Regions from separate parts of the Homo sapiens genome. Here region 2 is linked to region 1. Evidence: chromatin contacts called from ENCODE Hi-C data. All regions are on one chromosome and are shown on one strand. Each heading gives the region's core, a stretch centred on a gene start or an enhancer-like site at or near the end of the contact. The rest is flanking DNA. Distances are from core to core; before and after follow the strand shown. Region 1 has its middle 180 kb from the start of GC. Region 2 overlaps LOC105377271 (a long non-coding RNA gene).

Region 1 (3,226 bases), core at 455-2,954:
TCACAGGCCAATCCCAAGTATGAAATCCCCAGGCCACCCGCCCTTCTGTCCAACATAGCTACAAAGTTAGGGATTCCTACAACCCTCTTTTTAGAACTGATCATTGACTACAACTCATAGAACTCAGGAAAGCACTTAACTTACTATTTCTGGTTTATTATGAAGGGTAAAACTCAGGAACAGACCAATGGGAGAGATACACAGGGCAAGGTATGGGAGAGAAAATAGAGCTTCCATGCCCCATCTGGGCACACCACCCTCCAGGAACCTCTGCATGTTCACCAGCCTGGAAGCTCTCCAAACCCCATTGTTTATGTTTTATTTAAGGAGGTTTTATTACATACACATAATTGATTAAATCATCAGCCATTGTTGATTAGGACAGAGTCCAACCTTTCTGCACTCCCTGAAGGTTGGGGAGTGGGGCTGAAATTTCCAAGCTTCTAGACAAAGTTTGGTCTTTCTGGCCCCCAGTCTCTATCCTGAAACTATATTAGGGGCCCAGCAAGAGAGTTGCTTCATTGGAAAAAAAGGTGCTTCTATGATTGTTATCAATCACGAAACTCCAAGAGTTTTGGAAACTCTGTGCCAGGAACAAAATCCAAATTTCTTTCTATGATACCACACTGATCTTGTAATTATTATCCTTCTTAAGATTTATCACAGTTTGCATATATTTATTTATTCACTTGAATAATTCTTTGCTAAATTCATTATTTCTCACTAGACTGTGAATTCCATGAAATCAAAGAGCATCTCTATTTTGGTCACATTATTGCATAACATATGCCTGGTACATGGTATGCGCTTAAAAATATTTACAGAATGAATAATTTCCTTCAGAAAATGTTCATCACATATTGTGGATTTTGAATTAACTTCTGGAACCATATCTAAGAAAAGGGTTTTTTTTTGTTTTTTTTTTTTGAGACAGTCTCACTCTGTCTCCCAGGCTGGCGTGCAGTGGCATGATCTCAGCTCACTGCAAACTCCGCCTCCCGGGTTCAAGAGATTCTCTTGCCTTAGCCTCCCAAGTAACTGGGATCACAGGCACCCACGACCAGGCCTGACTAATTTTTGTATTTTTAGTAGAGACAGGGTTTCACCATGCTGACCAGCCTGGTCTCGAACTCCTGACCTCAGGTGATGTACCCACCTTGGCCTCCCAAAGTGCTGTGATTGCAGGCGTGAGCCACTGTGTGCCCAGCAATTTTTTTTTTTTTTTTTAGAAATGAGGTCTCAGTATGTTACCCAGGCTGGTCTCCAACACCTGGTCTCAAGCAATCTGCCAGCCTCAGCCTTCCAAGTGCTAGGGTTACAAGCATAAGCCACCACATCAGCCTAGAACACACAATTTTAACATAATCAGATAAACATAAAAATAGCAATTATTAGCATGTTGATTATTTGCAATTCACCTTAAGGACAACTTTATTGATTATTATCTATTATTATCTCCACTTAACAGTTGAGGAAACTGAAACTCAGGAAAGGTAAGCAATTTGCCTAATTTTACACGGTCGATGATAGAAGTTAAATAGCAAGTGCTCTGAACACTCTCTTAAGAGACAGAAAGAACTTACTCACCCTGAGGGAGTTGAAAAAGGTTTCACTGAGAAGTGACACTTGATCTGAATTTTAAATAATGAGTCAGAGGTTTCCAAACAGAAAAATGGTATGAGGGCATTCCAGGAAGAAAAAGGTATGCATAAATGTGGGAAAGGGCATGACATATTTGTTTAAGGCAAAGAGTTCACAGGAGCTGAATTCCTAAGTTACTTGGCAGAAAGTACACAGAAAAGAGGCAACAAAATTAGGTTTGGACCAAATTGGGAAAGGCTTGCATTAAATCTAATCTGGACAAGGGAAAACCAATGGTGGATTTGGTCTAAAAAAAAAAATCCAGGTAGCTTTCTATGACTTAAAATGCTAGGTATATACAATTCTGCCAAAGAGAAACAAAAGTGTCAGACTTATTGAAACACACAGATGATAAAAGACAAAAGTTAGGAGTTCCTCATTTAAAATAAACCAACAGCTCTCTTCCTCTTTTCTTCACTTCCTTTCCTGGACACTTCAGTCCTAGCCAACCAGGTGTAGTTGAGCATGTGTCCATCTCAGCCTGGGAGAGCCACAGTGGTCAAGAGTGAGAATTGAGAGCAAGCTAAGGGTAATGAGAGCGTCCACCAAAGGAGGCAGCCCAAGGTGGCCTGACAGTGCTTCAGTAGGATAAGGAAAACATCCATGTGAGCAGGCAGCCTGGCAGCAGGTGTTGGAACCTGAGCACATCTATAGAGGCATAGCCCAGGTGCAGGATCTCAAAGCCAAGCAGGGTAAGGAAGACACCCCTGAAGGGGTGAGCCCAACACAGGGAGTCAAAGCCCAAGCAGCATGAGGAGGGTGTCTGTGTAGGAGGGATGGCATGATAAAAAGAACTGGGTGTCCAGGTCAGGTAAGGAGGATGTCTGGGTATGGGGGGTGATCCAGTGTAGAGTGTCAAGACCAGTTGTGGTGAGGAGGGTTTCTTTCTGGGATAGTGGCCAAATGTGGGGTGTAAGAGCCTAATGGGAGTAAAGAGAGTGCCTGCATGGGTGCCGTGATGTGGCAGTAGCCAGGAATGAGGATGTAAAACCTGAATGGAGTGACGAGGATGTCCCCATGAGGAAAGAAATAGGATCAGCAATGGTGAGAGGTGAAGCCAGTGGACTTCATGCATCGAATGGGGACTTGGAGAACTTTTCTGTATTACAAGAGGATTGTAAAACACAGCAATCAGCACTCTGTAGCTAGCAAGGGGATCATAAAATGCACCAATCAGCGTGTTGTAAAATGTACCAATCAGCGTGTTGTAAAAACGCACCAATCAGCACTCTGTAGCTAGGAAGAGTATTGTAAGATGCACCAATCAGCACTCTGTAAAATGCACCAATCAGTGCTCTGTAAAATGGACCAATCAGCACTCTGTAAAACGCATCAATCAGCAGGATCCTAAAAGTAGCCAATCACAGGGAGTATTGAAAAAAGGGCACTCTGATAGGACAAAAACAGAACATGGGAGGGGACAAATAAGGGAATAAAAGCTGGCCACCCCAGCCAGCAGCAGCAACCCGCTGGGGTCCTCTTCCAAGCTGTGGAAGCTTTGTTCTTCCACTCTTCACAATAAACCTTGCTACTGCTCACTCTTTGGGTCTGTGCCATCCTTAAGAGCTGTAACACTCACTGTGAA
Region 2 (3,226 bases), core at 310-2,809, 40 kb before region 1:
TTATATTTTTAAGTCCACATAAAAATAAACCTATAAGTGTTTCTTTTTTATACAATTATCCAAGTCCCACCTAAAAATATTTTGTTCTACCAGTTCTATGGATTCTACAGATTGGTAAAAGATGTGATGAGCAAACACTAAAGAACTATTATGTATCGGTAATATATACATAATAACTGTGCGAATAAGATGATGAATTTAAAGGAAGAAAGATCATATGTAGGGAAACCATATGGGAGACTACTATAATATCCATAGCATTAACTAAGGCAGTAACTGTGAGTGGAATGGAGAGTGATAGTTTTGAAAGACATTAATGAATGAAATTTATAGGACTAATTGATAGAAAATGAGGATTAGAGGAGTGAAGGAATTAAAATATAATTAATATATTTCCCTTCTTTTAGATATGCAAGTTAAGTACTTAACAGCAATCAAGTGGAGAGAAATTATCGATGTCAGAAATATCTAGTAGAAATCCTTCACACTGAAGTTCAAACTAATGCCACAGGTGATTTAGATACTTTCCAAAGTTTAAGAACCTCTGTTTTATATGATACTACTGGAATCCCTTCTCAAAAGATTTGAGTGTCATTAATTGGCCCATAGGTAACAATTCCCAGAATATCATCTATTTTAGGTGTTCAAAGTTTTTTATGGAAATTTGTAATATCATATTAGCAGGAACCAAGAAGTTTAACTACACAGCTGTCAGACTTCCAGTTACTGCCTTGGCAAAAAGTCAAGTGATATTTTAATCATTGTCAGACACCATTCTTAGCAAGAAAAACTTTCCAGGAAAAGAAGGTAAACTGAGAGAAGAATTGCATAACTCTAATCCAAGTACCAAAATATAAATATCTCCTATTCTGTTTCCAGTAAGCACTGAATGAATATCAATTGAGGCAGCTCCAGAATGATGCAAGATGAATTCATAATTGGCCATTCAAACTTATTAATTGCCCCATATTAAGCTCACAATATGTTACCACCTGGTTGCCATGCTGCTAAAACAAACCAGCTGTAACACATTCTTTCCACCTGAGGGATTGATTGAATGCCACAGTCAACAGAAGACTGTATCTCTCCCAAGTTCGCATGCAGATTTCTTGTAACAAATAATTTTTAACAAAAAGATGTTCCTTTTTTCCAGCTTCCTAATGACTGAGAAGTTTAAAGATATCCTTAAATTTAAGCAAAAGGAAAAGGAGGTAGATTTAGTATGAGAGGACTTATTGACCTTTTAGGGGTAATGGTAAAATATAAATCCCAGAAGATCTTCAAGAAAAGTAAAAACACTGAGTGATTTAGTCCGGACTTTATTCATTCATCAAGTATTTATGAAATGCCTATTTTATATGTAACAGGTACTTTCGCTGAATGTGGGTGATATAGCAATGAATAAGACAAGCAAAGTGAATTCTATGAACACCACAGTAGTAATTATGTAATAACCAGTTTTTCTGGTTTCTAGAGTTCGCTGGTTTCCGTACTTTAAATACTCCCACTGTGGCCAATTTCAAGTCACTGACATGGCATCACTGGGAAGCTGGGAAATGATGCAACACAGTTGGCCTTCATGAGCTGGTAGGAACCAACTTCAGCACTCCTCTGGAACACTGGTACAGTGAGGCTTTCAGAAAAAGAGGGTGGTTGAATTATGTAGAAATATAAGTTTTGAGAAACGCTATATCCCTTTATTGTATACTGCATCATTCTCTTAGAGGTTTTTTAAACACTTTAGTTCAACAAGGAGTCATATGGCTAAAAACCTAAAATTATTTACCTAGTGTTTCTCCAGGAGATTTGGCCACAGACCAGCTTGCCAGCCTGCATAATCCTTAAACTCGTAATCAGCTCCTGGAGAGTTGGAAAGTTGGTGCGTCTGACTGTGAAGAACTTAAATGGAATGATCTCAGAATTTGTATGACTGGAAAACCAGGTATACCTTATCTATTTCTAAGACATTTAGGAAATGGCCAGATTTTATTTTGTTTTGTGAACTACATAAATCCTTTATTTTGTTTTTCTGAATTCTTCCTTGTTCATCCAGGTAAGGCTGATTGATGGGGGCGGGGAGTAAAACTGTCAGAAGTTGGAACCAGAGTAACTCCATCTTATAGGGGCGGGTAAAATAAGGCTGAGACCTACTGGGCTGGGTTTCCAGCAGGTTAATGCATTCTTAGTCACAGGATGATACAAGAGGTTGGCACAAGATACAGATCATAAAGACCTTGCTGATAAAACAGGTTGTAGTAAAGAAGCTGGCTACAACTCACCAAAACCAAGATGGTGAAGAGAGTGACCTCTCGTTATCCTCACAGCTACACTCCCACCAGCACCATGACAGTTTACAAATGCCATGGCAACATCAGGAAGTTACCCTATATGGTCTAAAAAGGGGAGGCATGAATAATCCACCCCTTGTTTAGCATATAATCAAGAAATAACTATAAAAATGGACAACCAGCAGCTCTTGGGGCTGTTCTACGGAGAGCCATTCTTTTATTCCTTTACTTTCCTAGTAAACTCACTTTCACTTTAAGGACTTGCCCTGAATTCTTTCTTGCATGAGATCCAAGAACCCTCTCTTGGGGCCTGGATTGGGACCCCTTTCCAATAACAAAACTAAACCAGCTATTTTATATAATAACAACTTGACCAAAACAACAACTTAGAAAGGCTTTGGAAATGTTGGTTTAAATTATGATTGGATCAATAATCTAGCCTTTTTTTTCAGACCAGCACAGACAACTGAGAAATTGTGATAAATGACTTACACCTTTATAACAGACAAAATTGTGAAGATACTTGAAAATTAATTTTCTTACTTGATAGTTAGATTCAAAACAATGAACTAAATTAGAAAATATCCAGTAATGATTTCAATTGCAGGTTTAGAATGTATGTGATTCAGAAAAACCATGATCTAACAAATAATGAAGTTTTCTCTTGAGGTTTTAGGAAAAGTCCAAAGTGGTGGAACTATATTATACATGTTATATATAATATATATTATGTTTTTATTTGTTATATAAAAATATTTATATATTATAAATAACATCTATTATAAATAACATTTATTATATATAAATATTCATATATAAACTATGTAAACTACAAATAAAATGCTAAGCCCCCAACTGACTGAACGGATCCCCTTTTGGACAAGGGGAACCCAGAGAAATCTGAAAAACTGAATTCCCAGTCATAAAGGAACAGGAGG

What was found. Hi-C counts contacts between places; a loop is a spot of excess contacts on that map.
Region 2: a map of PC-9 shows a loop between it and region 1 (5-fold over the local background). The contact joins two enhancer-like sites. A Hi-C loop is called at or near these places in 4 of 168 maps with a recorded cell type or tissue (IMR-90, PC-3, PC-9 and 1 more).

What each region holds. Positions count from the first base shown.
Region 1 is chr4:71,606,934-71,610,159 of GRCh38, reverse strand. No RefSeq gene overlaps it. Among named protein-coding and RNA genes, the nearest start is that of GC, 180 kb to the left of the region's middle. Within about 2 kb of position 1,704, at least 2 of the 41 ENCODE cell types and tissues checked have a DNase peak (open chromatin) inside an H3K27ac peak, as active enhancers do; they include PC-3 and PC-9, where a contact is called at or near this core.
Region 2 is chr4:71,646,929-71,650,154 of GRCh38, reverse strand. All of the region lies in intron 3 of LOC105377271 (a long non-coding RNA gene), which reads right to left. Among named protein-coding and RNA genes, the nearest start is that of GC, 140 kb to the left of the region's middle. Within about 2 kb of position 1,559, at least 3 of the 41 ENCODE cell types and tissues checked have a DNase peak (open chromatin) inside an H3K27ac peak, as active enhancers do; they include PC-3 and PC-9, where a contact is called at or near this core.